Linked DNA regions of Homo sapiens: region 2 is linked to region 1. A link is a loop called in an ENCODE intact Hi-C map of the cell type or tissue named here. Cell type or tissue: heart right ventricle. All regions are shown on one strand. Each heading gives the region's core, and the rest is flanking DNA. Links, peaks and the distances in the headings are about the cores only.

Evidence for each region. Peaks named below come from ENCODE experiments on the same cell type or tissue, not always from the same donor. Only the 100,000 strongest peaks of a DNase experiment are listed, where the experiment ranks them.
Region 2: a loop joins it to region 1, with 10 times the contacts of the local background. A loop is called at or near these places in 47 of 110 quality-filtered maps.

The regions. Positions count from the first base shown.
Region 1 is chr13:113,555,719-113,571,259 of GRCh38, reverse strand. No RefSeq gene overlaps it. Among named protein-coding and RNA genes, the nearest start is that of TFDP1, 21 kb to the left of the region's middle. In heart right ventricle, for the core only: a CTCF peak has its summit at 8,636 (motif pointing right); a DNase peak (open chromatin) is centred at 8,649.
Region 2 is chr13:113,451,193-113,466,733 of GRCh38, reverse strand. It overlaps DCUN1D2 (defective in cullin neddylation 1 domain containing 2), which reads left to right. Exons shown (of 7, transcript NM_001014283.2): 5 at 5,598-5,680; 6 at 7,326-7,422; 7 at 8,626-10,915. The coding sequence ends at 8,705. It overlaps ADPRHL1 (ADP-ribosylhydrolase like 1), which reads left to right and starts at 13,246. Exons shown (of 8, transcript NM_001394807.1): 1 at 13,246-13,510. The coding sequence starts at 13,297. RefSeq lists enhancers at 9,786-10,716, 14,713-15,214. In heart right ventricle, for the core only: a CTCF peak has its summit at 8,267 (motif pointing left); a DNase peak (open chromatin) is centred at 7,909; H3K27ac peaks cover 2,962 bases.

The DNA of each region.
Region 1 (15,541 bases), core at 6,675-11,674:
CTAGTATTTTATTGAAGACTGTTGCATCTATGTTCATAAGAGAGACGAGTCTGTAGTTTTCTTTTCTTGTAATGTCTTTGTCTAGTTTTGGTATTATGTTAATGCTGGCCTCACAGAATAAATTAAAACATATTCCTCTGCTTTTATCTTCTGGAAAAGATTGTAGAGAAGTGGTATAATTTATTCCTTAAATGTTTAGTAAAATTTACCACTGAACCTATCTGAGCCTGGTGCTTTCTGTTATTCATTATTGATTCAATTTCTTTAATAGATTTAGGTCTATTTAAATTGTCTATTTTTGTGTGAGTTTTGGCAGATTGTGTCTTCCAAGGAATTGGTTCATTTCATCTAGGATACCAAATTTGCAGGCACAGAGTTGTTCGTCATATGCCTTTATTACCCCTTTAATGTCCATGAGTTCTATATGAGGTCTAATGGCCCCTCTTTCATTTTGGATATTGGCAATTTCTGTCTTCTCTGTTTTTTCCTTAGCCTGGCTAGAAGTTTATGGATTTTATTAATCTTTTCAAAAAACCATCTTTCGGTTTTATTGCTTTTTGCTATTGTCTTCCTGTTTTCATTTCATTGGTTTCTGCTCTAATTCTTATTATTTCTTTTTTCTGCTTACTTTGAATTTAATTTGCTCATACTTTTCTAGTTCACTAAAGTGGAGGCTTAGACCATTGATTTTAGATATCCTTTTCTAATATATGCAGTCAATGCCATAAGTTCTCCTTTAAGCACTGCTTTTGCTGCACCCCACAAATTTTGATAAGTTGTATTTTCATTTTCATTTAGGTCAATGAAAGATTTTTAAATTTCTCTTGAAATTCTACTCAGGCCCATGTCTTATCTACAAGCGTGTTGTTTAATCAACAAGTAGTCTGGGATTTTCCAGTGACAACCCAACTTGAAATTTTATGTAGAATACCAACAGACCCAGTAATTCCAAGACAATCTTGAAGAACAATAATGTTGAAGGATTTATACTACCAGATTTCAATGCCACATTAAGACAGTGTAGTGATGGCATACAGATAAATAAATATAGCTAAAGAGACCAATGACACAGAATAGAAAATCCCAAAATAGACTCACATATTATATTTACTTGATTTTCAACAAAGGCATCAATACCATTCATGGGAAAAGAAAAGTCTTTTCAATAAATGGTGCTGGATCAGCTGGATCTCATATGGAAAAAAAAAAAATGAACTTTGATCTCTACCTCACACCAAACCCCCCAAATTAAACTGTATGACATTACATTAATTTTAGCTTTATGAAAGCAAAAATTAGATATTTTGAAGAAAACAGGACCTTAGGATAGGCAAGAATTTTTTAAACAGAGCAAAAATAGCACCAAGTATAAAAGAAAAAATGTATAACTTGGACTTTTTCAAGATTTAAAACTCTTGCTCATCAAAAGCAAGTTTAAAAAATATTAATAGACTAGGGAAATATTTACAACGCAAATATCTAACAAAGAAATATCCAGAACAATTAAGAACTACAAGTTAATAAATAAAAGAAAAATAACTCAGTTATAAGATTGTCAAAAAGACTTGAGCTATAGTAAAGAAGAAATCCAAATGGCCAAGAAACATGTGAAAATGTTCTCAGCCTCTTTAGTAATCAGAAAATACAAATTAAAAACATAGGCAAATACCATTTCATACCTATCTGAATGGCTAAAAGGTAAGGGATTGACAACATCAAGTGTTGGCAAAGAACGTGACATAAGTGGAACTGTCATATATTGGTGGTGGGAGTGTTAAATGTTAAAATTCTTTTGAAAAACTGACTTACATTCCCTAACGAAGTCAAACATACAACTACTCCATGGTCCAGCAATTCCACTCCCAGGAATATATCCAAGAGAAATCAATGCATTTGTCTATCAAAAGACATCTTCTAGAGTGTCTATAGGCAGCACTGTGTGTAATTGTTCCAAACTGGGACCTGTCACAGTGCTCCCTGACAACAGGACAAATTCCGATAGAATCACACAATGGAATGAACTGTCCACAACTACAGGCAGTAATGGGGTAAAGTTCCTCATAAATACTGTTTTCAGCAAGAGTAGCAAGACACAAAAGACTACATTTTGTGTGGATCCATGATTATAAAGTACCAAACAAGCAAAATGAATCTAGTTGGGACAGAGGCTGCTGGTTGGAAGGTGGGAGTAGGAGTGGAAATAAATGGAAGAGAACACAGGGGGTCTTAGGGTGCTGGGGAAGCTGTGTTTTATTCATCTGGGTCTAGGTTAAATAGGTGAGTCCAATGAAAATTCATCAAGCTGTAAACTTGTGATATTTGCACCTTTCTATACATATACAATACAGCAATAAACAGTAAGAAACCAATCCAAAAGAAATCAAACCAATATCCAATTTAACAATAGAACAAAATATGAAATACAAGGAACAACTCTAATGAAAAATGCGTACAACACAATACTATAAAATACAACTGAAAGACAGAAGAACTAAATACATAAAGGTATATGCTGTTCACGGCTCAGAAGAGTCAGTGTTGTCGATGGGCCAATATGTATACACATGAAAAGATTCTTGGTCTCATTAATTATCAGGGAGCTACAGATCAAGACCACAATCAGAAATCATTTTATGCCCATATGACAGGCAAACTTTAAGAAGTCTGACAATAGCAAATACTGGGAAGGCTGTGGGCCAATTACATCTCTTACACATGGCCAGTAGGAGTGTGAGTTGATACAGCCACTTTTGAAAATAATTTGGCACAATCCTATTAGGTTGAATATTTGCACACCCTGCTACCCAACAATTCCACATTCAGGACCTGTCCCAGGGATCATGCTCAGCATCAATGTTTACGCTAACAAAAAAGCAGAAGGCAGCTCAAATGTTCAACTGTAGGACACCAGATAAGCAAAGTGAGGAGTATTCCCACAATAGGGTAACAAGTGAGAATGAATGAAGTAAAATGTCCCTAACGCCCACATATATCATATCCTTCTTATAAAGTTTAAAAACAAAAAGACAAAACTCATGTATGCATAATATATATATATATATATATATATATTTATGTATATATGTATGTATATAAGAAAAGAGACAAGCTAGAAAGGATAACAAGTGTCAAAGTCAGAGTAGTTCTTTGGTTACTTTCGGGGGGAAAACTTAGGGAGTTGTGTCTCATCATGTTCTTGGGTAGGGCTGTGGTTACACTAGGATTTGTTATGTTCCATGGACATATAAGACAGGAGATAGAACTGGACCATGCATGCAAGAGTGCAGCTGCCACTGAAACAAAGATAAGGATCAACCCTGTCTTCCTACCTGAGGGCAAGCTCTCCTCATTGTCAGTCCTTCCAAATCCTGCCCACTTCCAGGGCTCACCTGACCGCCGCATACAGACCTTCACCTGTATGGCCTCTCCTCTACCACACGTCAGCAAACCGGAGAAGTGAAGGGGATCTTACAGCTACTTTTACTTCTTACTTTATATAATTTTGTTAACAGTGAAAATTATAGGCACTTTTTCTGGCATTTTTCTGTATTTCCATATAAATATATAAAACAAAATCTTAGTTTTAAAAATCTAGAGAACATGGGGCCAGGCACAGTGGCTCACGCCTGTAATCCCAGCACTTTGGGAGGCTGAGGCAGGCGGATCACGAGGTCAGGAGATCGAGACCATCCTGGCTAACACGGTGAAACCCCGTCACTACTAAAAATACAAAAAATTAGCCGGGCGTCTTGGCGGGCGCCTGTAGTCCCAGCTACTCCAGAGGCTGAGGCAGGAGAATGGCGTCAACCCAGGAGGCGGAGCTTGCAGTGAGCCGCGATCGCACCACTGCACTCCAGCCTGGGCGACAGAGCAAGACTCCGTCTCAAAAAAAAAAAAAAAAAAAAAATCTAGAGAACATGTTTTAGTACAGAAGTCGGAAACTGGTGGTTTACCCTACCCAGGATTAAAAAGAAAAAAAGCAAAGAACATTGCCAACATTTAAAAATCACAAAATTTTATACAGAAGTCCATATTTCTGGCTTTTTAAAAATCAGATGATCTGGCCAGTGTTTGTGCATTCCTACTTAGCAGCTGCCTGCCAAGGCTGAGCGGCACCAAGTTCCCACCCCTCTGATGCCACACTCAGCTCATTCGCGCCACCTGCCTGGCCGCGGCATTTGTTCACCAATTTCTCTTTACCATCTTCCCTTCCCTTACGTGGTGCGCATGTTTGTCTCTGTGTCCTGACATGAAGGAAGCCTGTTCTTAGTAGCTCAGGGTCATCATCTCCTTGGGCAGATGAGGACTCTAACAAGAATCCAGGGAAATGACCGCACACCCTGGCACAGAGGTCACCCCAAGCCAGGCTCCAAGTGAGCCATCAGTAGACAGGGCTCCAAGGGTGAGGGCAGGAGGTGGCTGAGTTGCTGTCAGGGGTTGTCGGCCTAAAGAGCTGAGATCTGTCCTACTGGGAGGCGGGAAAATAAATCCATGATGGAACCAGACCATATTTCACAGGGAGACACAGGCTGGTGGTGATAGGCACGGCCGGAGGAGACCACCTGACGTTTTGGTACAGGCTGAAAAAGAAACAATTCAGGGTTCAGCCTTTTATAGAAAATTATCAAACCAACGTTTAAAAGAAACATTCTCACTCAAAACCTGAGACTCACCTTGTCTGAGCTCAAATCACAGTGTTTGAGCCTCAGGGGTGGGCAAGAAAACTGGGTCAGGATCAGACAGGGCTGCAGAGTGGGGTGGGGACCGTGGCAACACCAGGCTGGGCCCAGGCAATTCGGAACCGCCCTGCATGGCATAATGTCCTCAGGACACTGACCAGAAACCGGACCGCAAAAAGAAAGAAAGTCGCACTCAACAGGGAATTCGGGTTCCCTCTGGCCTGCACCTTTTCCTTCTTTCCGTCTTCTGGTTATTAAAGGGGTGAATTACCTACGTCGGGCAGGGCTGTGGCGGTGGCTCCGAGCCCCGCTGTCGCCCGCCCCGGCCCCAGACCTAGAACCTCACGCTGGCTTCTGAGCGCCAGGGCCCTGCAGGTCTCTGTGATGCACCCAGAGAGCAAATGTCCACGCCAGCTCAGACCAGACAGACTGAGGACAAAACAGGCTCTGCTGACAAGCGCACACGAGGCTCAGGGACCACGGGTGCTTTCAGTCAGGCCTGAGCCGCGAAGGGCTGAGCAGTGCGCACCGGAAGAGGTGAGGGCCCTGCCGGAAAGCCACGGACAGAAAGACGCCCTCGGAAGACCAGGACGACAGCAGTGCCGCGCGGGAAGACGGCACCATGATCTACACTGGCAGAAGCTCTGCCCACCTGAGTATGAGGGTCTGAGGGGAAAGTGTGAGGGGACGGTCTGAGGGTCTGAGGGGAGGGTCTGAGAGGACAGACTGAGGGTCTGAGAAGAAGGTCTGAGGGTCTGAGGGAAGGGTTGGGGGGTCTGAGAGGAGGGTCTCTGCGTCTGAGGGGAGGCTCTGTGTGTCTGAGGGGACGGTCTGTGGGTCTGAGAGGAGCGTCCAAGGGTCTGAGGGGAGCATCTGAGGGGAGGGTCTGCGGGTGTCTTGGGAGGGTCTGAGGGAAGGGTCTCAGGGTCTGAGGGTCTGAGGGGGGCGGTCTGAGGGTCTGGGAGGAGGGTCGTTGGGTCTGAGAGGAAGATTGAGGGTCTGAAGGGAGAGTCTGAGGGTGTGAGCGGAGGCTCTGAGGGTGTAGAAGAGGATCTGTGGGTCTGAGCCGAGGGTCTGAGGGTACGAGGGTTGGAGAGGAGGGTCTATAGGTCTGAGGGGAATGTCAGAGGGGAGGGTCGGAGGGTCTGTGAGGAGGGTCTGAGGGTCTGAGCGGAGCATCTGTGGGTCTGAGGGGAGAGAGTCTGCGGGTCTGAGAGGAAGGGGAGGGTCTGAGGGGCGGGTCTGTGTTCTGAGAGGAGGGTCTGTGTGTCTGAGGGGACGGTCTGTGGGTCTGAGGGGAGGGTCTGTGGGTCTGAGGGGAGTGTCTGAGGGTCTGAGCGGAGCATCTGTGGGTCTGAGCGGAGCATCTGTGGGTCTGAGGGGAGAGAGTCTGCGGGTCTGAGAGGAAGGGGAGGGTCTGAGGGGCGGGTCTGTGTTCTGAGAGGAGGGTCTCAGGGTCTGAGTGTGGGGTTTGAGGGTCTAAGAAGAGGGTCCAAGGCTCTGAGCAGAGAGTCTATGGGTCTGAGGAGAGGTTACGAGGGCCTGAGAAGAGGGTCTGAGCGTCCGAGGGGAGGGTCTGAGGGTGTGAGGATCTGATGGGAAGGTGTGTGGGTCTGAAAGGAGGGTCCATGGGTCTGAGGGGCGGGTCTGTGGGTTTGAGTGGAGGGTGTGGGGTTTGGAGAAGAGGGGCTGAGGGCCCGAGGGGAGGGTCTGAGGGGTGTATCTGGGGGTCTGTTGGGAGGGTCCCTTCATCTGAGGGGATGGTCTGAGGCTCGAGGGGAGCGGCTGCAGGTCTGACGGGAGGGTCCGTGGGTCTGAGAGGAGGGTCTGACAGAAAGGTCTGTGGGTATGAAGGGAGGGCCTGAGGATAGTTTGAGGGGAGCATCTGAAGGAAGAGGAGGGTTTGAAGGGAGGGGAGGGTCTGTGGATCTATGGGAAGTGGCTGTGGGTTGGGGAGGGTCTGCGGGTCTGAGGGGAGGGTCTGAAGGTAGGGATAGTCCGTGGGTCTGTGGGGAAGGTCTGTGGGGTGGGGAGGTTATGGGTCTGAGGGGAAGGTCTCCGAGTCTGTGGGAAGGGTCTGTGGGTCTGAGGGGACGGCTTCGGGTCTGTGGATATGTTGGGGGGGTCTGTGGGAAGTGTCTCTCGGTCTGTGGAAAGGGTCTGTGGGGCCGAGGGAAGCACTTGTGGGTCTTTGCGGATGATCTGAGGGGTGGATCTCTCAGGCTCTGAGTTAACTGCAGACGTGGTAAGTGCTGCGGAGGAGGTGTTAGGAGCTACAAAAATGCCACAGAGAGAGACCTCGCAATGTTGTTGTCGGGAAAGTTGATCCAAGAAAGTGTCGTGGATTTAAGATCTCAGGGATGAGTGGAGAGAGACAGCTGGGGTCGTGTGGACCGGAGGGAATTGGCGAGAAGTTCTTTAAGTTTGATGGAGGACTCTGAAATTTATCTTCAGAGTGAGTGGGAGCTGAGGAAGAGTTTGGGGCAAGTGGATGGCTCTTTGTTGTTGTTGTTTTTAACTTTTTGTTTTGAATGAATTTGAGACTTACTAAAAAGTTGCAGAAATAGTACCCAGAGTTCCCACATAATCCTCCCTGGCTTCCCTCATATCCGTGTCCAGCATGGCCACGACACAGATATTAAACCCAGCACCCAGTGTGACACCGTGGCCCATGCCTGTAATCCCACAATTTTGGGAGAGCAAGGCAGGAGGATCACTTGAGCCCAGGAGTTCAAGACCAGCCTGGGCAACACAATGAGGTCTCATCTCTCCAAAAAATAAAATCAAATTACCCGGGTGTGGTGGTGTGCGCCTGTGGTCCCAGCTACTTGAGTGGGGAGGATCGCTTGAGCCCAGGAGCTGGAGGCTGCAGTGAGTCATGATTGTACCACTGCACTCCAGCCTGGGTGACAGAGCCAGACCCTGTGTCAGCCCTAACCATCCTTGTCCTGGGGCCTGGGCATGGATTTTGCTGTCTCGTGTTCTCAGGACTGTATGAAGTCAAGCCCATTTGGCAAGCATCCTGTGGAGGTAAGGCTGTCTCTCAGTGGCTCCTGAGCTGATGTGTCCAACTACAGGTCCAGGTGGTGTCTGCCGAGTCTCCTGGTCAAATTGCCGTCCTTCCTCTGTAGGGGATAATCGTCCTGGAGACACTGGGAGACCAAATCCTGATTCTCCTGGAACTTCTCTGATTTTGGCATCCATGGGGGTCTTGTCAGCGGCAATCAGTTCCGTGGACTTTGCCTCGTGGTGATTTTCTGTTTCCCCCTTTCCTCTGGCATTTATCCATCGAGGTTCTCCTGCAGGGAAGAGCAGTGGGTCCTTCTTCCCCGTTTGCGTGTTGACATGGTCAGTGACGACAGCAGTGTGAGCTTGCATGCATTTATTTTATTCTACAGTTTGCAATCAGCACGGCCATTGTGCATCTTGTTGCTCACACGACCCAAGGTTGGCCCCTATGTCATCTCAGGGAATGACATTGACAGATTTACAGTTTAAAGCCCCCGCTTGCAGTGTGGGAGTGGGGTGTAACTGGGCAGGGATGGACGCAGTGAGGTAAGGCCCAGACTTCCCATGGTTACAATGTCATCTCAGTGACTAATGAGGAGCCGAGAGCTTCCTCAGTATTGAAAGCCCTTCTTCGCTGACCTAGCCCTGGGTAGAATGTGGGTTTAAAAAGCCTAATGTGGTACATGCTTGGGTCCCTCTGATGTTCTAGAAACAAAACCTGCTTTCCTTGAGACTTGCTTTCTTGTATTTGCTTGAAGACAACGCGACCTCTCAGCGTGGCAATCCCAGAATCAGGTCACTGGACAACTTGTTAATTTTGAGCACGGTGACTGGGATTTCAAGGTAGAGACTTGGTCCACCCGCCGGCTTTCAAGAGTGAGGAGCATGGTGCTGCCTTCTAACTATGCTTTTTAACAGGATTCGGTTTGCAGTGCCACAAACAAAGTGAGCCACTGGGAGGCAGCAGAGGCCTTGGAGGGGAGGTGCATCTGGCAGCCACAGAGCTCATTGCGGGACCACCCACAGGCACGCGGAGCATCTTTGCCTTGTGGAGCCTGGCACCAGGACTGCCGGGAGGGGAAGAGGCTCAGCCCCCACACCCGGGGAACCTATGCCACACCGGGGCCCTCTCCAGCCTCACTGGCAGTGTCTCTGGGACCACTCCCCAGATTACTTGTCCTGGGGTCAGCTCGGGCAGGGAGGCAGAGTAGCCCTACAAGCCCTCTGCAAACACACACATGCTCTCTCCACAAACAGAGTAGAACCGCACCACATGGATTCTGCATAACACCACACTGGGGCCCTGGATGTTTCCCCCTCATCCACCTTGTTTTGAATGTAGAACGAAGTCCAAAGTTTTTCTTCTAACAGTTCCAGGCAGGCTGGCATATCGAATCAATCCAAACCCAGTCTGCCTGTCCTCAGATCCCCTCTGCACCACAAAGCCCAGGCAGTATGATCACCCTTTGCCAGAGGCCCTCACAGCTGGGCCTTCACCTGCGACCTGGGTTCCACACACTGCTTTATCTGCATGAAGCTGGGGGGCAGAATTGGCCAACGAGAGGTGCAGCCACACGGGAGTGGCCTGGGCCTTCGGGAAAGCCTTTAGACATTGTGTGGACTGTAGAGAAGCTCCTGGGGCCCAGTGCCAGTGTTGCTCGTGCTTGGGCACCTCTCCTGCCGCATCATCCCTGGCAGTGACGTCCACCGGCTCTCAGCCCAGATGGGGAGACCATCGGTCTTTATCTCTGAGTAAAACTCAATCTGCTTCCACCTGCTGGTGGGGATTCTGTGGTCTGCAACTGAGCCTCTGAAACCGAGGGCAGGATAGGAGGGACGTGGAGTGGGCGCTACGTGGTGGGTGCTTGACACTCCTTCCTGGTTGTGTGACCGTGAGCCAGTGACAGCCTAAGCAGAGGGAGCTGTGATGAAGCTTGTAGCTGTAGCGCGCCTGGGCCCCAGCCTTGCAGCTCCAGGGGTGGAGCTCTTCCAGGAACAAACTCTTCTCTGCCACTCTGTGGACAGAAGGCCCTGTCCACGTAGGGGGCTCTCACTGCCATTCACATGCCTTGACCCTTCACTCCCTTCGTGAGATTCAGAGCAGCCCTTCTGAGAACAAAGCGCAGTGAACATCTCTGGAGACACCAAAGTCCCCTCGAGTGAGAAACAGACTCCTGAACGCAGGTTTTCAGGATGTGAACCCCGGCCCAGAGCCTTACCCATGGATGAGGTGCCCATGCAGTCCCCAGGGTGCCTTTGACCTCTTATTCTGTAACTTCACATTTCAATTAAAGTGTTGAGGGAAGATGGCCATGACCAACACCAACTCAAAGCTGTCCATCAATACAGTGAAGAAAACAGCCTCTCAAGTCAGCTTTCAGTGTGTGAAAGGTGGGCAGCCCTATTACAGGGCTTTCTCTGTGAATGTCACTGTCCTGTTGAGCAGCCTTGAGTGAACAACTGGACCTCCAGGGCCACCATTTCCTCCCTTGCAAACCGTCATGCTAGTCAGCCCCGGCGTCCAGGACCGACTCACAAGGCCACGTCTTGGTGAGCAGCGGGGTCTTGGCCGCCGTTCGGCTGGGTAGGAAGTGCTCTCTGGCTTCTGCAGCTGGCTCACTTTCTGTATGCCACCCACCCACAGGCCCGTGGGACCCGTCTGTCTGTCCTTGGGCTGTCTCCCTGTGCCCGGGATGTGGCAGCAGTGGCCAGTGTCCTGAGGCCCTGCCCTCTGTGAAGCTACCACGTCCTGGCAGCTGGGCCCTTCTCTTGCCCTCCGGTCCCAACTCTGAAGTCTGAGAAGCTTTGTCCAGCCCCTCCCAGCTTCTGCCTACATTGCATGCCTGCCTCCCCTTTCGCCCTCTCAGCAGAGTCTGCAAATGTTCCTGCTGCTTAGGCTTTTGTAAAACAAACACCAGGAACACAGGAAACTAGGTTTGTCCTGGGGTAGGGGCTGCCAAGAACACCCTGAGATGCTGGGGGAGGAAATGCCCATCTCAAAACCTGCGCAACCCCGTCCAGACCTGCGACCCTGTCCAGACCCACGACCCTGTCCAGACCTTCGCGACCCCGTCCAGACCTGTGCGACCCCATCCAGACCTGTGCAACCCCGTCCAGACCCGCGACCCCGTCCAGACCCGCGACCCGGTCCAAAGCTGTGCGACCCCATCCAGACCTGCGACCCCGTCCAGACCTGCGACCCCGTCCAGACCCGTGACCCCATCCAGACCCTCGACCCGGTCCAAAGCTGTGCGACCCCGTCCAGACCTGCGACCCCGTCCAGACCTGCGACCCCGTCCAGACCCGTGACCCCGTCCAGACCCGCGACCCCGTCCAGACCCTCGACCCGGTCCAAAGCTGTGCGACCCCGTCCAGACCTGCGACCCCGTCCAGACCTGCGACCCCGTCCAGACCCGTGACCCCATCCAGACCTGCGACCCCATCCAGACCCACGACCCTGTCCAGACCCGCGACCCCGTCCAGACCTGCGTGTGCTCAGGGGGCGCAAGCCAACACTGACACCTGAAGCGAGCATGGGCTTAGAGAGAAAGCCCCCCAGAAATGTGCTCTTTTCCCACGGGGTGCAGGTGACACCTGCTGGGACACATCGGCTTATGGACACATTGGCTCGTAGGCACGTCTCACCCCAGACCACTGAAGCAGCGGAGAGACTTCAGTGATAAATCACCCCCTTTATCAACCTTTAAATTTGAAACAGTGATGCCCCCCTTCACCCCACCCTTTTTTTTTTCTTTTTGAGATGGAGTCTCGCTCTGTCTCCCAGGCTGGAGTGCACTGCCGCAGTCTCGACTCACTGCAACCTCTGCCTCCCAAGTTCAAGTGATTCTCCTGCCTCAGGCTCCCGAGTAGCTGTGACTACAGGCGGTGCCACCACGCCTGGCTAATTTTTTGTATTTTTAGTACAGATGGGTTTTCACCATGTTAGCCAGGATGGTCTCGATCTCCTGACCTCGTGATCTGCCCGCCTCGGCCTCCCAAAATGCTGGGATGACAGGCGTGAGCCACCGCACCTGCCAGTGACACCCTTTTTTTGTAATCCTTCACATAGACAACAGCTACATGTATCCCTTTTCAATTATTTCCTCACAGCCCCTCGTACTCCCCTTGCCTCTAGTTCTTGGGTCTGTTTCTCTGGGCCACACTTCATCTTATTCATAGATCATGGAATAATCTAGTTAGATTGTGAAAGGAAAGATTCCAGTTACACACCCACGGAAAGAGAGCCACAGCCCCATCCCCAGCCCTGGGTTCTCAGGACTTCATTTCGCAGCCCTCTGGTCACTGACCACGCCGGGCGGCCTGTTTCCTGCCCCTGCCATTTGGGCCTTCTTTCCTCAGTGACATTACACCTGGTGGCTTCAGACTTTCTTGACTGCCTCAGTGAGAAGCTACTTTTTGCCTCATCAGCACACACAAACACACACGAGTGAGAAGTAGGTGTAAAATGGAACCAAAGCTTCATGAGATGGTGCACCCTCACCCTCTACTCTGTTCCACTTCCCTTTCTAATGGCAGTCATCATCTTCCAAATTGAATTTCCTCTCCACTGAGAGGGTGCTGTTTGAGAAACAAGCCTCTAAACCAACCTTCAAGGGATCACAGCACAGCAACCACTCCCAACTCTGTTCCTTGGGCCCCTCCTCTGAGTGCCATTATTCTCACTGCCTGGATTCACTCATTCAGTCAATCAGCAAACATGTAATGAGGGACAACTGTGCAGATCCGTGCTCCTCATGACAGGGTCCCAGGCCAGCAGCAACAGCAATGCCTGAATATTTGTCGGAAATGCACATTCTCAGGCCCAACCCAGACCTCTGGGTTTGCCCATCAACTGTGTTTTGAGAAGCCCTCTCGTGATGATTCTTCTGTCCTCTCCAATCTGAGAGCCTCTCTGCTAGCTGATGCAGGCTGTGCCACGTAGCACCAAGTCCTCCTAAATGTGTTCACACCATGGGAACAACACGTGGCCTAAGGGATCTCTTCAGAATGCTCTGTCACTGTTTCACACACTGCAGGACTAAGAAGTGGGTGAGGGCCTGCTCTCCCTGAGGCTGCGTGCTTTCAGATTGTTCTTTATGCCAAGTTGTTTTGGGAGCCCCCTGCTAAACTGGGGTTCCAGTACCAGAGTGGGTGGCAACCCTGCCCTCTGGGGAAATGCACGGGCCAGATGTGATGTTTACCATGCGCCTTCTATGGGATGCTTCTCTTACCTGATGGATGGCCTAATGCCTGGTTGTCCATTGTGTGCCTGGGGTCACTCACATGGGAAACTTGCTTGCAGTGGCAGATGCCCTGAGGCTCGTGTCTGACCCGTGTCCAGGATTTGCCAGCCTGACCATTGCCCTAGGGCTGGAGCCCACTCTTATGTTTCCCCCGCCCACTGGGAACCAGGGAAACAGCCTGGGCAACCCCTAGTTCTTCTAGCGGAAGATGGAAATTCAACCCGGCCCCCACACATGTACAGCTGCACACACACCTGCACACACACACCTATACGTGTGCATCTGAATACATACACCTACAAAGACTCACTCACAGATCCTGCGTAGGGAGGGGTCGATGAGTCAGGAGGGCTGTCTTCCATCCCTGGGTCCCACCAGGCAGAGAGAGAGAGAGAGAGAGAGAGGGAGAGAGAGAGAGAGAGAGAGAGAGAGAGAGAGGGAGAGAGGGAGAGAGGGAGAGAGGGAGAGAGGGAGAGAGGGAGAGAGGGAGAGAGGGAGAGAGGGAGAGAGGGAGAGAGAGAGAGAGAGAGAGAGAGAGAGAGAGAGAGAGAGAGAGAGAGAGAGCGAGCAACTAGTACTATAAATATATAGGGGAACAGGGTGTGGTCACTTTAAGTTCACAGGCAAATGCCTGACTAGGGCTTTGCTTCTAATACCCCGGCGGAAACGTGGGCCCCGTCATTCCCTTACACAAAGGTTACGGCTGGGCTGGGAATAATGCCTCAAAAAGCTGTTGGAGAACCTTTCATGAGACTTGTTCTTGAGCTTTCTGGTCCTGTAGTAAATCTGATGAAAGCTATGGCCCCTCTCCAAGTAAATGCAAATGTGTACATGCTTGTGCACACACATACCTACAAACAACTGCACACACACCTACATACACATCTACACATCCACACCCACACACGGGGACATTACCCCTGGACACACACCTACATACATGCACACACACCTACACACCCCCCACATCTACACACACCTGTGCACACACACCCACGCACACAACCCCACCCACATGAGGGACATTACACTTGCACACACACATACCTGGACACACCTGTGCACACACACCTGCACACACGCACACATGCAAACACCTGTGCATGTGCACTTACACATACACCCCTACACACATGTGCACACACACATCCCATACACCTGTGCTAGCATGCCCACCTGTACACGCACACCTACACACATCTGCACATACTCACCTGTGCACGCACGTCCACCCATGCACAACTGTACACACACACCTGTACACACACCTGTACACCCACACACCTACACATACCTGTGCACACACACCTGCACACACACACACCTGTGTAGGTAGAGGACCAGTGGTTTGTTTCCTGGAGAGCTCCCTTCCTCCAAGCTGACCAGCTGCTCTCTCCCCAGGTGGGCAGCTCTTGTCCCAGAACTCTGCTTGGAATCCCCTCAGGGTGGTGCTCTGTGTGCTGGACCCCAAGCCATCTTTCTTGGTTTTGAAACATTTTCTACAGCAGCTTCCAGAGGAGGGGCTCATGACTCTGAAGACATCTTTATTATGCTCTTCACGGCTCATTCTCCAGGTATTGGATCCTAGGTGGAATTCATTTTCCTTGGGAATCTCAACAGCTTCACTCTACTGCTTTCGTGTTGTTGAGAAGCCCAAGGCCTTTTTATCTCTGTCCCTTTGCCTGAGAGCTGATTTAGTTTCTTTCTGAAAGCTATTTAGAACTTTATTCAGTGTTCTGAAATTTTGTGATGATGTGATTTGTAGGGGACTTTTTTCATTTACTGTGTGGGTATCTGTGGTGCCCATATGACTGAGACAAAGAAATGGAAAATGGCAGGGAAAATGTAAGCAAATTAGAGGATCAAACCAGGCAGTCCATCATCCAGCCAAAAGAGGGTCCAGAAAAAGAGAACCAAAGACACCAGGGACAGAGCTGCCAGAAGCCACCTGGGAAAGAACCCAGGTCTCAGGAGCATTCGCCAAGCTCCTAGGTTCCACCGTCTCTTCCATCTCCCCTGAGCGTTTTTATCTTGGTAATTTTTTTTTTTTCATTTCAAAGAGATTTTTTTCTTGATCATTTTTCATGATATTCTGTTCTTATTTTATGGATGTACTATCCCTGACAGTGTATTAATGGTAAGTTTTTATTTTATTTATTTATTGTTCTTTTTTCTTGGAGACAGACTCTCGCTTTGTCGCCCAGGCTGGAGTGCAGTGGTGTGATCTCGCTCACTGCAACCTCTGTCTCCCAGGTTCAAGCGATTCTCATGCCTCAGCCTCCCGAGTAGCTGGGACTACAGTTGGGTGCCACTATGCCGGGCCACACACCTGGCTTTTTTTTTTTTTTTTTGTAGTTTTAGTAGAGACAGGGTTTCACCATGTGGCCCAGGCTGGTCTTGAACTCCTGAGCTCAGGCAATCCGCCCACCTCAGCCTCCCAATGTGCTAGGCGTGAGTCACTGCGCCTGGCCTAATGATAGGTTTTTAAAACATTTTCCATGACATTTTTTTCTGCTTCCTGAATTCTCTGTTTTCATTCTTCTGCTTTGGTCTTACCTTTAGGAAAGCCCTAGGTGGAGGTTGTTCACTCATATCCATATATATATATAT
Region 2 (15,541 bases), core at 5,435-10,434, 100 kb after region 1:
CCAGCCTTAACCAGCTAGAGAAAAGCCTGTTTCACCACTAAACATGGCCTCCAGGAAATGTGGCCAGAGATTTACTGTACCAGCCATGGAGACTGAGCTCTTGGTCTGCAGACTTCACCCTGCCCCCTGAAAACCTACGCTGAAATTTAAGTTAGTTTCCACACTCGGGGCAGTAAATGTTTATTCTAAAGGCACTGAAGATTTATTATTTTGCCTCTGAGTGGAGAAATGACTTAGCATATCAAAAGAAGGGGAAAGTCTACACTGAAAAGTATTTTTGCATCTACAGAATGACTCTGTTTGTAAAATAACTCTTGATTTATGAGCTACATACCAGATGCCAGATTCTGTCTACTTTTAACAAATGAAAACATTTGGTTTTCTACAATAAAACTCTTTATTTTTTATCTTTGCTATTCCACTCTATTTCTTTCTAAGAGGCTAAGGCAAAATAGTCATTAAAGTTAAAGCTCATTTTAGTTTAGACCCTGATTACTCAGTAACTATCATCAGTATTCTCAAGAAACCATTACCACTCTTTTCTAGAAACTAACAAGCAGGCCGAGTGTGGTGGCTCACACCGGTAATCCCAGCACTTCTGGGTGGATCACTTGAGGTCAGGAGTTCGAAAACAGCTTGGGCAACATGGCAAATCCCCATCTCTACTAAAAATACAAAAAATTAGCTGAGTCTGGTGGCACACACCTGTAGTCCCAGCTACTCAGGAGGCTGAGGCACAAGAATCGCTTGAACCCAGGAGGCGGAGGTTGCAGTCAGCTGATATCACATCACTGCCCTCCAACCTGGGTGACAGAGCAAGACTCCATCTCAAAAATTATCTATCTATCTATCTATATATATCTGTCTATATATATACACACACATACATACATACAAGAATTATCTGGGTGTGGTGGTGTGCACCTGTAGTCCCTGCTACTCAGGAGGCTGAGGCAAGAGGATTACTTGAGCCTGGGAGGTGGAGGCTGCAGTGAGCTGAGATTGCACCACTGCACTCCAGCCTGGGCGACAGAGCCAGACCGTATTAAAAAAAAAAAAAAAAAGCAAATAGACAAGAGAATAATGATGTGGAGGAAGACTTGAGATGAGCTCCTTCGGTGTTCTTGGGCTCTGTCACTTGGTAAGGACAGGGCCACCTGTGCTCCTGACAGGTGCTGGTTTCTGCTGTGGCTGTTCTTCATCTCATGCAGGGTTTGTTTGTTTTTTTTTTTTTACTTCTCTCTGTTTCCTCACCCCAGTTTTCTCTGGCAGTAGTCACCCAAACAGGAAATGCTGCTTCTCACACTTTTCTAAAATTCGGCCATTTCAGGTCTGAGTGTAACGATCATGATTTTTCAAGGAAAGTCTGGGTCATGCTTTACTTTTGAGCAGTTTAATTCTCAGAGGTCTATCCAGCTTCCTTTCCAAAGTGAGGATTAGTCTGATCCAAATTTTAAAATAATGGCATTTACTTTTTATTGTTAAATGTTTATCAGGAAGGACACTGAAATTTCAGTGAATGATAAAACTTTTTTTCTGACTATTTTGAACTGTTACTTTAATATCTTCAGCATAATCTTAGGATAACTCAGCTTCTATTAAAGATAATCATTTATATTTATTGATACTCTGCAATGCAGGGGATACTTCCTTTAAATGTTGACATGGAAAAATGTTTAAAAGATTAGCATTTTATCTGACTGTCATATGTAGGTATTATCTTTAAGAATTTTTATCTTATAATGCCTTGTTAACTTGACACATACAGAAAAGTATTATGGAGCTTTTCTAGGCCCTTGGCAAAGCCAGCAAGATCAGCATCACTGCAGAACTTGCTGGAAACACAGGCCCTGGGGCTTCAGCCAGGCCGGCTGCCTGGGTTAGTAATGACTGCGCAGCAAACACCTCAAAACGCAGTGGCTTCAAATGACAGTCATTTTGGTAGCTCATGATCCATTGGGTCAGGAACTTGGGCAGATTCTGCTGAGTGGCCTTTCTCTTCCATCCGTGCTGCTCTCCGCCATGGCCTCCCACCTGCCTCCAGCTGCCCCACGTGGGCCTCCTTGCAGCGTGGTGGCTTGGGCAGAAGCACTGGGCCTGCAGAGGCTGCCGTGTCCCCCGCAGCAACGTCCAACTGCCCCGTCCTGGAAACGCGCAGCGTCCCTTCCACTCGGTGCCACCACTTCATTCCATGGTAATTTCCGGGAGGTTATAAATTAGAGTCTAAATTAATTGCCCAGTTCAGAGTTGCAAAATTTATTTTCTTTGTGCATGAATGTTTCAAGGAAGGTCAGTATATGGGTAGAGAGTGTTTGGAAACATTTTTAAGATTCAGGACCTACCATGTTCAGCCTGCGTTTTATAAATTTCCTTAAGCATCAAAGCTTTCAGTGGCAGAACAGGCCATTGAAAGCTGCAACAGATTTATAGTTTATCCTTGAATTCCTCACTGACAACAAGGACTTGTTTACTCCTGTAGATACTTAAATGAAATGTTTGTCAGAATCATTCACTATAGGATGGGAAGCATTACTGGTTTTGTTTCTTTGCTTCATGACAATAGCTGAGAGAATATGAAATTTTATTAAAGAAAACAATAGCCTCCTCGGGAAAAGATTAGATTTTGTAAACACTTCAAATAGATTATACACTATTTTTAGAAAAGTTTTTTGAGGGCTTTTTAAAAACAGAAATAAAGCAAGAAGAGTAATTTTATGACTATAGCCCAGAAGTAGAGCCGTCAGTTTACCATTTCCAAAGATGATGTGGTCGGTCTTGTGAGGAATTAAGTATAAATTGAACAGGTCAAGACAAGTGTCCAACTGTTCCAGAAAAAGCATGGACTGCCGTGGGAACATGGAGCCAAAAGACACAGATTACCCTTTATTTCCTTTGTGTCTGTGTCTGTGTGTGTGTTTGTGTCTGTTTATATATGTCTGTGTGTCTCTGTGTGTGTCTGTGTGTGTCTGTGTCTCTTTGTGGGTATCTGTGTGTGTCTATGTGTATCTGTGTGTGTGAAGATTGTACTGTATTGTTTTTATGTAAGATGATGCTTTACTCTTAACTAACGGTTAACCTAATAGAGAGGATAAAGTTACTTGGCTCTGTTTTAATGTAAGAAACAACATAGTTTCATACTGGCTAGAGTCTTGAATCAGTTGGCTTTGGGAATCTTTTGTGTTTTTGTTTTTGTTTTTTTTTTTTAAAGAGGTGAGGGTCTTGCTCTGTTGCCCAGGCTGGTCTCAAACTCTTGACTTCAAGTGATCCTCCTGCCGCGGCCTCCTAAAGTGCTATGATTACAGGTGTGAGCCACTGTGCCCGGCCAGCTTTGAGAATCTTGATGTTTGAGGAAGTGAAGTTTCATGAGAGCTAATTTTTATGTCTGCCCTAAGGTACTTTTTTGATAGAGGACACATCTTCATTGTCTAATCCTAAGTGGAGCATCACAAGCATGAATTTTAAGTAGTAATGCCTTCTTCTAACATGTTTTCACTTAGGAGATGGGACTTTTTAGAGGTTCTGGGAAAGAAAATAGCTGCTATAAAGATGTAGCCACCAGAGTAGCTGTTGGTCTTGTTTCCACTCTCGAGTCCTGCCATTCTGAGTTGTTGTTTTTGTTGTTGTTGTTACTGTTTTGCAAATGGCTAAGTCCATTAGGACAATATTAAACATTTTTATGTAAATAATAATAAATATTGAAAAAGCATATATTTACTTTTGATAATGTGATTGACAAACATACAAATCAGGTCCTTTGTAAGAAAAGTTTTTAGCACCAAAACTAACCCAAAGTAACTAGATTAAATGTGTGCCATAAAACTTTATTTTTTTTTCCTCCCCAGGTTCACCTCCATTTCTCAATGTGAAAGCTTTACATCATTAAGATGAGTTGAATATAGATTTCAATTAATGTTCTTCCTAAGTGATAAGGATGTAGACTTATAAGCAGGACAAGACTAATCATCTTCTTAGCATTTTACTGCGGGTCCCATCGGTAAGGTCTAGAGAGCTGTTCCATATCTCAGTTACTTGGCACTTTCTGACTCTCTCTTTCTTTCTGATTCAGACTCCAGGGTATTCAAAACTGATAAAGTTGGTCATGAAGCCTTTGCACACGGGGAATTTAGAGGCGTTTTATTTAAAGTGGGATTTGCTACTCATATGCCTCTTTCTTATCCCATTTTAATAATGATCGACCCTGGAAATCTTGCTACAGCTCCAACTTTAATAACTTCTGTTTAAGTGGGATTAAACCAGATTTAGAAAAAAACCTTTTGAGAAGTGTTTAGTTATGTACTTTGCATTTAAACTAACATATTACCTAACTTTTATTAATCTGCTTTTCACATTAATCTTACATAAATATAACTCTTCTTTTATTGCCTAAAAGTGGTGAACACTATTCAACATGATTAAAGGAGGTCACTTTATGTATTTATTTTTTATTTTATTTATTTATTTATTTAATTTTTTTTTTTTTTGAGACGGAGTTTCGCTCTTGTTGCCCAGGCTGGAGTGCAGTGGCGCAATCTCGGCTCACCACAACCTCCGCCTCCCAGGTTCAAGTGATTCTCCTGCCTCAGCCTCCCCAGTAGCTGGGACTACAGGCATGAGCCACCACGCCCAGCTAATTTTGTATTTTTAGTAGAGACGGGGTTTCTCCATGTTGGTCAGGCTGGTCTCAAACTCCTGACCTCAGGTGATCCACCCGCCTCAGCCTCCCAAAGTGCTGAGATTACAGGCGTGAGCCACCACGCCCGGCCGGTCACTTTAAAAAAATAGAATTCTGAACCCCTTTATATACTTGCTGTGTCAAGCATATAAAAAGAAATCGTTATCAAGCTTCTGGTGAGCAGAGAATAAATCAGTGTTTCACAAACTATGGATTGGAGACAGCCCTGAAACTCGGCATTCATATTCTATTAGACATCTTCAGTAGCAGAGATTTATATAGAAGTCGTGAAATAATCACCACCTTCCCGTGTGGGAAAAGAGGGCGTTGGCTTTGATTGATACGCAGTGTCCTGTGTAGATGCATCAGTGAGAACGCTTTCCCTGCTAGCTGCCGATTTGACTTGACACTTTAGGGACAAATTGGAGCCCTCATAAGGCCGCTGTAATTACTTGTGAAACAGATTCTGTCTTAGTTCATATAGCAACAAGGCAGGTCTATTTGGAGAACAGTGTGTCCCTTCCTTCCTAAACTGGTCCTTTGATTTGCAGTTCGACACTCAGGCCAGTGGCCTATTTTTAAAAACAAATGATACGCATTAATAGTATCCAGATCAGGTCAGGTTTAAAGAACACCCAATATGTGTGAAAAGGCAAGTCTCCAAAACTGATTAATTAGGGGGGAATTGTGTGCATATCCAAATAACTTAATATACAAATCCTTTTAAAAAGAGTTTCCCCAGATTTATAAAATTAGACTACGTACAGTTCTCAGGAGCACTTCCGTAGAGATTAAGCCTCATGACTCTTGGGTGAGATTGCCACATTTTATTAAGTAAATATTGACATGCTAAGAAGTGGTCGTTTTTTGTGCAGTAGAAAAAGAGAGTGAGATTTACTAACTGCTCTTTCTTTCTTTTTACCAGACTTAGAAATGGCTGTTGCGTATTGGAAATTAGTGTTATCTGGAAGGTTTAAATTTTTAGATCTCTGGAACACATTCTTAATGGTAAGTGTCCTCCTGCATCTCGCTGTGTGCCCACTGTGGAGGGAAGTCGGTAGGTATGAGGCTGCATGTAATCATCCACCTCAGGTCTCACACGTGGAGGTTTTCAGCAGATGAACATCCCACACAAAGATCCGCAGGTCCAGACAGGTTGCCACTTGGCTCTGTCACCTTGCCGGAGACTGCAGGGCTGAGCTGGGGCCACTCCGGGGCCTCCTCAGAACGTGGCTTCTTGGCAGTCACGGGAAGCTCCTCTCAGGCTGGGGTTCCTGGAGACTCTGCAACCCCAGCAGCCCCCGTGTTGTCTCCTCTGAGGACCTAGACGGTAATTCTGTCTTTCCACTGAGAACTCCGAATCCTCGACATGGTGCCAGCGCCACACTTCTGTGGACTGGTTTGGGCTCCGGAACTGCGGATTGTATGTGGCGGTGCCCAGCCTCTGTGTGTGTCTGTGGTCTGAAGCCATTTCTAAGTGTGTCTCACCATGCTCAGGAGGAAAAGAGGCCTTTGTGGACCCTCTGGAGAGACACTTTGCTGGTGCGGGGCAAGGCTGCGTCATGCCAGCCCGTCTTGCTGGCAGCAGGTGCAGCTGTGGGTTTTTGGAAGTGAGTGGCCACAAGCCCGGTAATGGCAGAGATGCCCAGACCTCTTGCTGTTCTGTCCATGAAAGTGAAAGAAGTGGTCTTCCACCGCCCAACCCACGGCCGGGCCAGGACCCGCACTGCCTCCCTTCACCTGACACCAGGTGACACAGACTTTGCCACTTAGAGTCCTGTGGCCTTGGGCACGTCACTTCCGCTTCCTTGCCTGGGAATGGTACCCAGAGAGTGTGGCAGGTGGAGGGCGGAGCTGTCTGTGGAAGGTGACGTCACTCAGTCCTGTGGGTTTGCCATGGAGAGACGTCTTTGCAGCTATGTGTTTCATTACATCATGTGCTGTATTACTTCTCTCGAAATATCCAGAGGTCAGTAATGCTGTGCCCACAGCCCCCTTACGCCTTACCTGGGGTCAAACCTAAGTCACAGATGTTTCCCAGAGAACCTCACGCTCTTGTGCGTGGAGAAGGGGATGAAGGCGCTCACAGTGTCATTGTAACGGCAGAATACTGGAAAAGCCAGTGACCATCCACAGGAGAACGGACTAAAAAATCAGAATATTGGTGCGATGGAGCACGGCTTTGGAGCCACGCAAAGGAACGCACATTCACACACGTCAGCCCGCATACGTTTCAGACATTATGCTGAGTGGGAAAAAAACAAGTTGCAGAAAACTATGTGTAATTTGATAGCAGTTAATGTTTTAAAATGTAAGACAAGCTTATGAGCTGTTCGTGAATATATATATACATGCAGCTAATGGGCAGGTAACGAGATTAAAATGCTGCCCTTCTATGTGACAAAACAGGAGTTTATAATTGTAATATTTAAAATGTTTTGTTCTTAAATAAATCTGCTTTCTATATTTGGACATTAGCGTTGTTGTAGCACTTAACATTTATACAGAACGCTATTACTTTTAACAATTTTATTGTACTTGTTCCTAATCAAATTAATGAACATTAATTGAAGATCGCTAGGCCACTAGAATATATGAGAGTTAAGCTCTGTATTTTAAACCTGGTGGGTTTTTTTTTTCTCTCATATATTAGGAACATCACAAAAGATCAATTCCAAGGGACACCTGGAACCTCCTGCTGGACTTTGGAAACATGATTGCGGATGATATGTCTAACTACGATGAAGAAGGTACCGGAAGTTGTGCTTCAGATGATTGACCGAAATGCTTACACCTGAGAACGTTAACTTCTCCTGCCTCTAGAGTGGTGACCCCGTCACTGAGATGGGCGTGGTCATAATACTACCCCCTTCCTTATTATTTTCTGTAAATCATACAAAAGAAAAATAGGGTTTTATATTTAGTGTAAATCAAGAAGACAGTCCTCTAAGCCAAAGCATTTCAGAATTGGATGTGAAGAGTTAGAGACCCCCATGGTGGAGCCATGGAGTTAGGTATTGGGAAACCACCACTCCCAGATTCTCAGTCCCGCATGATGCCTTAGGTCAGTTCCACACTGCACTCTTCAGGCTGACTCGGAGATTCCAGCTCCTGTCTTCTTGCATAAATATATCTCCACATACTTGTCTCCCCCCGTGTTTAGGACTCTGCGTTGGAGGGCCTTTGGAGCCTGCTGTGTGCTGGGCACGCTGCCACCTTAGAGAGGGATGGTCTCTGGGTGGAAGGCCTCCCCTCTAGGCTCCCACCCACTTTGCTTCCTCCCTGCCCCCTCGGCGGGCAGTGATCTGTTCTGGGCCCTGGCGCCGTGCCTTTAACGGGTGGTTTACGTGTCTGTCTGCCTGTTTTAGCTTCTGCTTCTCTTTGTGTCCTCCACACTTTGCACCGTCCCTAGATCAGGGGCACCCAGTAAATGCTTGTCAAATGAAAGAAGGGATCACTGAATCTCATTGACAGAAGCGCGGCTTCCAGGATTGAGGCAGCAGTGCAGGAGCTCAGAGGGCACTCAGGGCTGCCGGGGTGGGGAAGGGAGCAATGGGGTGGTCCCACTTGGGAAGAGCCGCAGGAGGGAGCACCCCCTGCTGGCAAGAATACCAATGACCTGAGGAACATGCCTCCTGCTCCGCGGGGGTCCATTTAGCTCCCTTCCTGAGCAGCTGGTGTGACTGCCTGGGGCACTCACCGAGCATCCGGGGCCACTGTGAGCCCACAGCCCCCTAGACATGCCAGCACACACACACCAGGGCTCCCGACCTGGCCGTGCTAGGGCGAAAGAACTGGGTAACTTGGGCTGGTTCATTCTGTGAAACACAAATGGTGTGGACCTCAAGTCATTTGGGTTCTTGAAGTGTAAATGTTGGATTGATGTGTGACTCAGTGCTTTGGAGATAAAAACGGTGCTCTAACGGGTTTTCTGTTTGCTTGCTTTCCTTTAGGAGCTTGGCCCGTTCTTATAGATGATTTTGTAGAATATGCACGGCCAGTAGTCACAGGTGGAAAACGCAGCCTTTTCTAGGCAGCAAGTTAAGCAGGAGTAAGATTATGAAATGATTTGTATCCTGCAAGGAGATTGCAGTCAGTTCCTGGGTGCATTGTCGCTGATTCCAGAAGTCATTCTTGACCAGCCATGAAACCAGAGGCGCCATCCCATTCTGCCGGAGGACAGCCAGCGGCTGCTTTGTGGACACCGCAGGAAGTTCCTCGGGACACGGCTGCTTTGGGATGTTTGGAGATTTGTCATCATAGCTTTTGCGTTAGGAAATTTCTGCATGATTTTTTAATATTTACAAAATACTAAGGTAGAGCCATAGCGCCGCCTGTGGGACCGCAGAGCATGCTGCGTAGCTCGCGCGTCAGGCGAACCAGCGTCCGGCAGCGTCCCGCCGAATGACGTTGCGGTGGCACTGGCAACACGGCATGTGTCCTCTGCAGGGCGCTGCGTTTTTATACACGTCAAAGCTGTTAAGAATGTGCCCTAAGGGAGAGGATCTTGTCGTAGAGTCTAATGTTTTTTAAAATTGGTGCCAGCAATTCACGATTTATATTTTTTGAATTACCAAATATCTAGATTTACCAGCTCTATTTTTGTTTTCATTTTCTCTAGACATTCATCTGAAAATCATTTTATGGTTCTCAATCCCCATGTAGCTTTGCATAGCAACGGCACACGTGGCACGATTCCAGCAGAGTTTATCTCACACCGTTTATATATCACTGGGCCTCTCTTACTTAAATATTATTTGACCTGCCTGAGAAGCTTCATAAAGTATGTTTTTTTAAAATATATTTTAATTACATTTAAAAAGACATTTTTCCATGAAAAACATTTATTTTATGAGTGATGAATTATAGATTTTAAAATCAAGGCCGGGCGTGGTGGCTCACACCTGTAATCCCAGCATTTTGGGAGGCCGAGGCAGGTGGATCACCTGAGGTCAGGAGTTTGAGACCAGCCTGGCCAACATGGTGAAACCCTGTCTCTACTAAAAATACAAAAATTAGCCGGGCATGGTGGCACATGCCTGTAATCCCAGCTACTCAGGAGGCTGAGGCAGGAGATTCGCTTGAACTCAGGAGACGGAGGTTACAGTGAGTCGAGATCGCGCCACTGCACTCCAGCCTGGACGACAGAGTGAGATTCTGTCTCAAAATAAATACATACATACATACAATAAAACCGAATGAGCTGGTTCTTTCCATCCTCTTGTGGTACCCGTAGTGCCCAGCATCCAGACCTTTGTGCCCCTGTGCACATTTGGAAGCTAAAATGTACATCGTTGTCTGAAAAAACCCAACCCCAAAACCTTCATCTGATTGGTGAGCTGAAGTCTGTCCTTGCACCATGTTATCATCTGTTTCTCGTGTCCGCCTGGTTGAGGAGGACCCACGAGTGCTGCCGAGGTGTGGAGGGCTGGTATTGAGTTGTGGACATCACTGTTGACCCTACCTCACGTGCCGAGACTCTCATGTCACAGGCGTGCCTTGCTGCCCCCCTGCAGCACTGTGCAGGACGTGGACCAGCTGGAGCTGCTGCCCAGCACAGAGGAGAGTCGCCGCAGATGACCTAGCTGCGGTGTGAGAGAGCATGGCCCAGACAAGCAGCTGGGTTGGCTTCTGAGAACAGGACTTACCCTGGGCTTCAGGAACATCTGATGGCTGAGGTTAGTGTGCTTGGAGGCTGCAGGACGAACTGTCGATGTTTCTTAGCAGAGATGGTCACAGAGGGCAGCAGGGACAGGACTGGAAGGGACCTGCAGCCTGCAGACCCCGCCTGGCCCCCGCTGGCTTCTGGCTGGTCCAGTGATGGGCAAGTGACAGACCTTCCCCAGGCTCTGCTTCCAGAACTCTAATGGGAAACTGGGCCTGTCTACCTTTAGAAGTCTTCGATTCTCAGAGAGCATTTGTCTAATACAATAAAAACTGGCATTAATACAAACCTCAAAAACGTGAGCGTATCTTCCAGGCTTCATGGATTCTTGACATGTAATTGTTTTGTTCAGAAAAGTTTATAGAATTCACATAATTCTGTATAAACTATGGAGATCCACAGTACTTTTTTGTTTTTGAGATTTAAAGTTCTAAGGGATTGTCAATAGATATCAAAATATTAATCATTGGACAAAGGCTTTTCCAAAAATTGTGGGTTTTTTTCTTCTGTTGTATCCATTTGAGTCCTGCATGCTGTGAAATGCTGAGAACAGAAGCATTAAATTGGTTTTTCTCGGGCGTGGTTTCCTTTCGATTCTCCTCAGCTGCAGGGATGTCTGCCTATAGGTGTCAGCATCCACGTCATTGTCCCAGGATGAGAGAACAGCCCCCAGCTAGCAACCAGCGGGCAAGCCCCTGCCCCCGTGTGTGGCCCGCCAGCCCTGGCCAGGTAACCAGGTCCTCAGGTACCTTCTGTCATTGCGTTGCCTCTCAGCGGTGCACCGTGCACCTGATGGGGTGGCTCATGTGAGGAATGAGAGATCTCACAATAGGCAGGATTTACGGGAGTGTGTCGGGGCAGGAGGTCATGTGTGCCAGCACAAACTGCTGGAAACCGTCCCTTATCGGAGGCAAACGGCCAAGCACGGGGGTCTGAGGATCATGTGCTACCTGCCGATTCACGGTGCACCTGCCAGCGTTCCGGAATCAACAACGCCAGCTCCTCTCAGTGACATTGTACATGTCATTGTGTTATTTTCGCTTGAAGTTTATATCCATTTTAGACCTCAGGCTTCTTGGGGCCAAGAATAAACTTTCTTCTGATCCTTGTTGCTGTGTCCACAGTTTCAGGTACAAAGTAGGGGCTCTGCAAATATTTGTTGGATAAACGAGCTAACCTTATCCCGTCCTGTTTGCTGAGGGAGCCAGCTAGTGCTCTTGGCAAAGGTTTCCGCCGCCTGCGAACTGAAGCGCTCAGCGAGCGGGCTGTGTTAATCCCCTCAGCAGCACACGCTTCGGCCCCACAGTGCAGTTGTGCCTAAAACAGGTGAGAGTTTGAACGAAGGGCCGCCCCTCCTGTCTGTCTTGTTTGGATAGGGACCCTGCGTGCATGCTGTTTTTTGTTTTGGAGTTTTGTTTGTTTGTTTGTTTGTTTCTGAGACAGAGTTTTGCTCTTGTTGCCCAGGCTGGAGTGCAATGGCGTGATCTCGGCTCACTGCAACCTCTGCCTCCTAGGTTCAAGTGATCCTCCTATCTCAGCCTCCCAAGTAGCTGGGATTACAGGTGCCCACCACCATGCCCGGCTAATTTTTGTATTTTTAGTAGAGACGGGGTTTCATCATATTGGTCAGGCTGGCCTCAAAATCCTGAGCTCAGGGGATCCGCCCGCCTCGGCCTCCCAAAGTGCTGGGATTACAGCCATGAGCCACCGCGCCCGGCCTGCATGCTGGTTTTGAAGTTTGTTTCTGAATCTCAGGATCATGCTAGCTGGCATGACTGTGCTGATGGCTGCCTCCACCAGCAGACAGTGGAGGGTGAGGTGAACTCACTGCTTGAGATCCTCCGTTTTAACAAGTGCTGATATAACGCCAGGCGGTTAAATGCTTCCTACTGTCTCGCTGTACACTACGAGAGTTTTTATCAGACGCATTTCTTCAGTCCAGGTGTAACTCTTTGCTTCCCCTGGGTCTGATGGAAACCAGGCCCCGAGGAAGGAGACGGGAGAGACACAGCCCTGCTGGGCTCCCGGCCTCTGCGGAGAACTGTCCTGGGGTGGGGTCGGGAGATGGACTGTTTTCCTAATTTATTTCAAACCAGGAACCCTGGCTGTGTGCATTCTGCCTCACCCCCCGTCTCCATATTTTTTAATATTCTTTTCATGAGCTAGCAGGGATGATGTAAATACACTGAGCTGACCGAGGGCCGGATGGGAGGTTCTAGTGAAGCCTGCGGTTTGCTGACGACTTTCCCCCTCAGTGCAGTCCAATTATTTGGGAGCCGTTAAACACCGCATGCTGAGAAGACACCGTCATTGTTCACACAGGAGCTAGATAGACTTTGTTCCCTCTACACTGCATTTTTTAAAAGTTTTCTATCAAAAACACATTTCATAATCGAAAAGTTTTCTAAATGATAAAACCGCATGTCACAGATTAATCTCAACATTATGTTGAGTGAAGGAAGCCAGACACCGAAGGCCACACATTGTATTTGAAATGTCCAGGAAAGGCAGAACTGTAGAGACAGCAGATGGGTTGTTGCCCGAGGGGTGAGGGCACGCCCCGCAGCGGGCGGCAGTGACAGGCACGCCTGCACACATCTGCTCCCGCATCACCCCACGCCACACACGGGGAAGTGTGCGCACTCCTTCCAGGGACAGCGAGAGGAGCCCCTGCTCTGTCAACGCTCTGAATGTGCTGCGGCTGCCGGCAGAAGCTAGCAGGCTCCTCTGCTGAGGAGCTGGTGCCTGTCCAGACGCAGAAGAAAACTGACACCTCCCACGTGGGGGACAGAAAGGTCCTCTCATTGGTGCCACCTGCAGAGATAGACAAGGAGCGCCTGGCCATCAGAGGACGCTCCTGACAGTGACACAGTGACCACTATAAAAGTCAGGCGGGCTGAGGAGGAGACAAAGGCCAGGACGCTCCGCAGCTGTTGGGGAAGAGGAGCTGCCTCCTGGGATGGAGAAATTTAAGGCTGCGATGTTGCTGGGGAGCGTCGGCGATGCTCTTGGCTACAGAAATGTCTGCAAGGAGAACAGCACTGTAGGCATGAAGATCCAGGAGGAGCTGCAACGTTCCGGGGGCCTGGACCACCTCGTACTCTCGCCAGGAGAATGGCCCGTGAGTGACAACACCATCATGCACATCGCAACCGCCGAGGCCCTCACCACAGGTAGGCTGGGCCCACCGCGCTCCGGTGTGCGGGCTGGAGGGAACACTGGCTGCTCGAGTTCTCCCAGTAAGCCTCCGAGAGCTTTGAAGGCAGTGCGGTCCTTCAGCGGATGGTGTTACCTGATACCGCTGCTAAAAGTGGCAATTTAATCTGAGTGTCCCTCAAATTTGATATGCGGCAGATCACGTTTCTCCTGTGGTTTCTCTGAGGGTGACAGTATTACTTTACTTTGCAGTTATTAAGATTCAGTTTTTAAACGTGACTTTTCACTTGTATTTGTAAAGCGTTAACTAGGCCTAGCACCTTCTGTTTCTAATAGAGTTAAAGCCAGTGAAGCCTCTCTCGGCCGTGCTGGTGGGAGTAGGGTGAGGGCTCACTTCTCGCTGCAGAGATTAAGCCTTCTTGTTCTGAATTCATTACAAAGGGATGTAAAATAAGCCAGTTTGAAATGTGAACCCATTAATACTGTTTGGGGATTAGTTCTAAATTCCAATGAATTAAAGTTAGAATATCATCTCCCAAAATGGTTCAGCTTGGAGAGTTGCCCATACACAAATGTGTTCTAAGAAAATGACATAAACTTGATTGGACGAGATTGGAGACAAAGCTTCTTAAAATACCTTTAAGTAGCAAATTGATTTTAGGATCAAGCTTTTGCATGAATTTCAGGGAAATGGCAGGTGCACAGACATGCAGTCCAGCTTTCCTACGAGGCATTTGCTCTTCAAAACCCCGTGGGTGCTGTTTATCATGGCAGAATTAAAATCTGAGGGCTGCAGCTAAGTCAATGAAATCTCACTTATGCGTTCACTCCACCATTCTGTTCATCTGCCATGGACGTGCCCAGTTTAGTTCTGTGCTCACAGCAGAGGAATGCCATCGAGCCTGTGGCCGGTCCCTAAATAACGGGAGAGCTGAAGCGCCGGCGATAAGATAAGGCTCCCGGCTTGCTGGAGACGGGGAGGCGTCCGACTGTTCACAGCCTTGGCGTCCAGGAGCTCCTGCTTCTGGTTTTCCAGGCGGCCACTCGTGTGCCCTTAGGACCAGCAACCCCATGCTTGTGCCCCGCAGCCCAGAACAGGTGCACCCCACACACAGACACCTGTGGGACACAGCTCCGGCTTGTTTTCACCGTAGACGGCTGGAGCTCACTCTTGAGTTTGGCTTCCTCTGGGCGTCTGATGCCGTGTGTGCGCTCATACCAGCTCTGCATGTCCCATTTCTGGTAGCACTTGGTGGGCGTTTTGTAAATGGCAGCGTCCATGGCTGTGGGTCTGGTCCTGCCAGGCCCGCAGGGAGGGCAGCGGCACAGGACACTCCAAAAGTGCACCGACGGAGATCGGCCCAACAGGACACGAAATTCACACAGTTAAAAGGGTTACGGACGTTTAGGGCACTGTTTTTTGTTTGTTTTTTGAGACGGAGTCTTTCTCCATCGCCCAGGCTGGAGTGCAGTGGCGTGATCTCAGCTCACTGCAACCTCCACCTCCCAGGTTCAAGTGATTCTCCTGCCTCAGCCTCCTGAGTAGCTGGGGCTACAGGTGCCCACCACCACGCCCGGCTGATTTTTGTATTTTTAGTAGAGACGGGGTTTCACCACGTTGTCCAGGCTGGTCTCGAACTCCTGACCTCAAGTGATCCACCCACCTCAGCTTCCCAAAGTGCTGGGATGACAGGCGTGAGCCACCATGGGGCGCTATTCTTAAGGAGGAAGTAAGTTTGCTCTAAGCTCTCAGGGTCCTCAGCTGTGGACTGGAAGGGAGGGTTCACTGTGCTGCTGCAGCGTCTAGTTTGTGGGTCATGAGAAAATACGCATCCAAGATCACCCCTGGAATTGCTTACTGTGGGCGGCAAGCCACCCAGGCACTGAGGCAAGAGACAGAGGACACGAGCTGTTCCAGTATAATAAAACAAGAATAGTTATACCAGATATAGATCTTAGATATGATTATATATGAATATCATTAATCATTAGTTTGTAGCAATTACTTTTTATTCCAATATTATGATAATCCTCGCTCTATAATCATA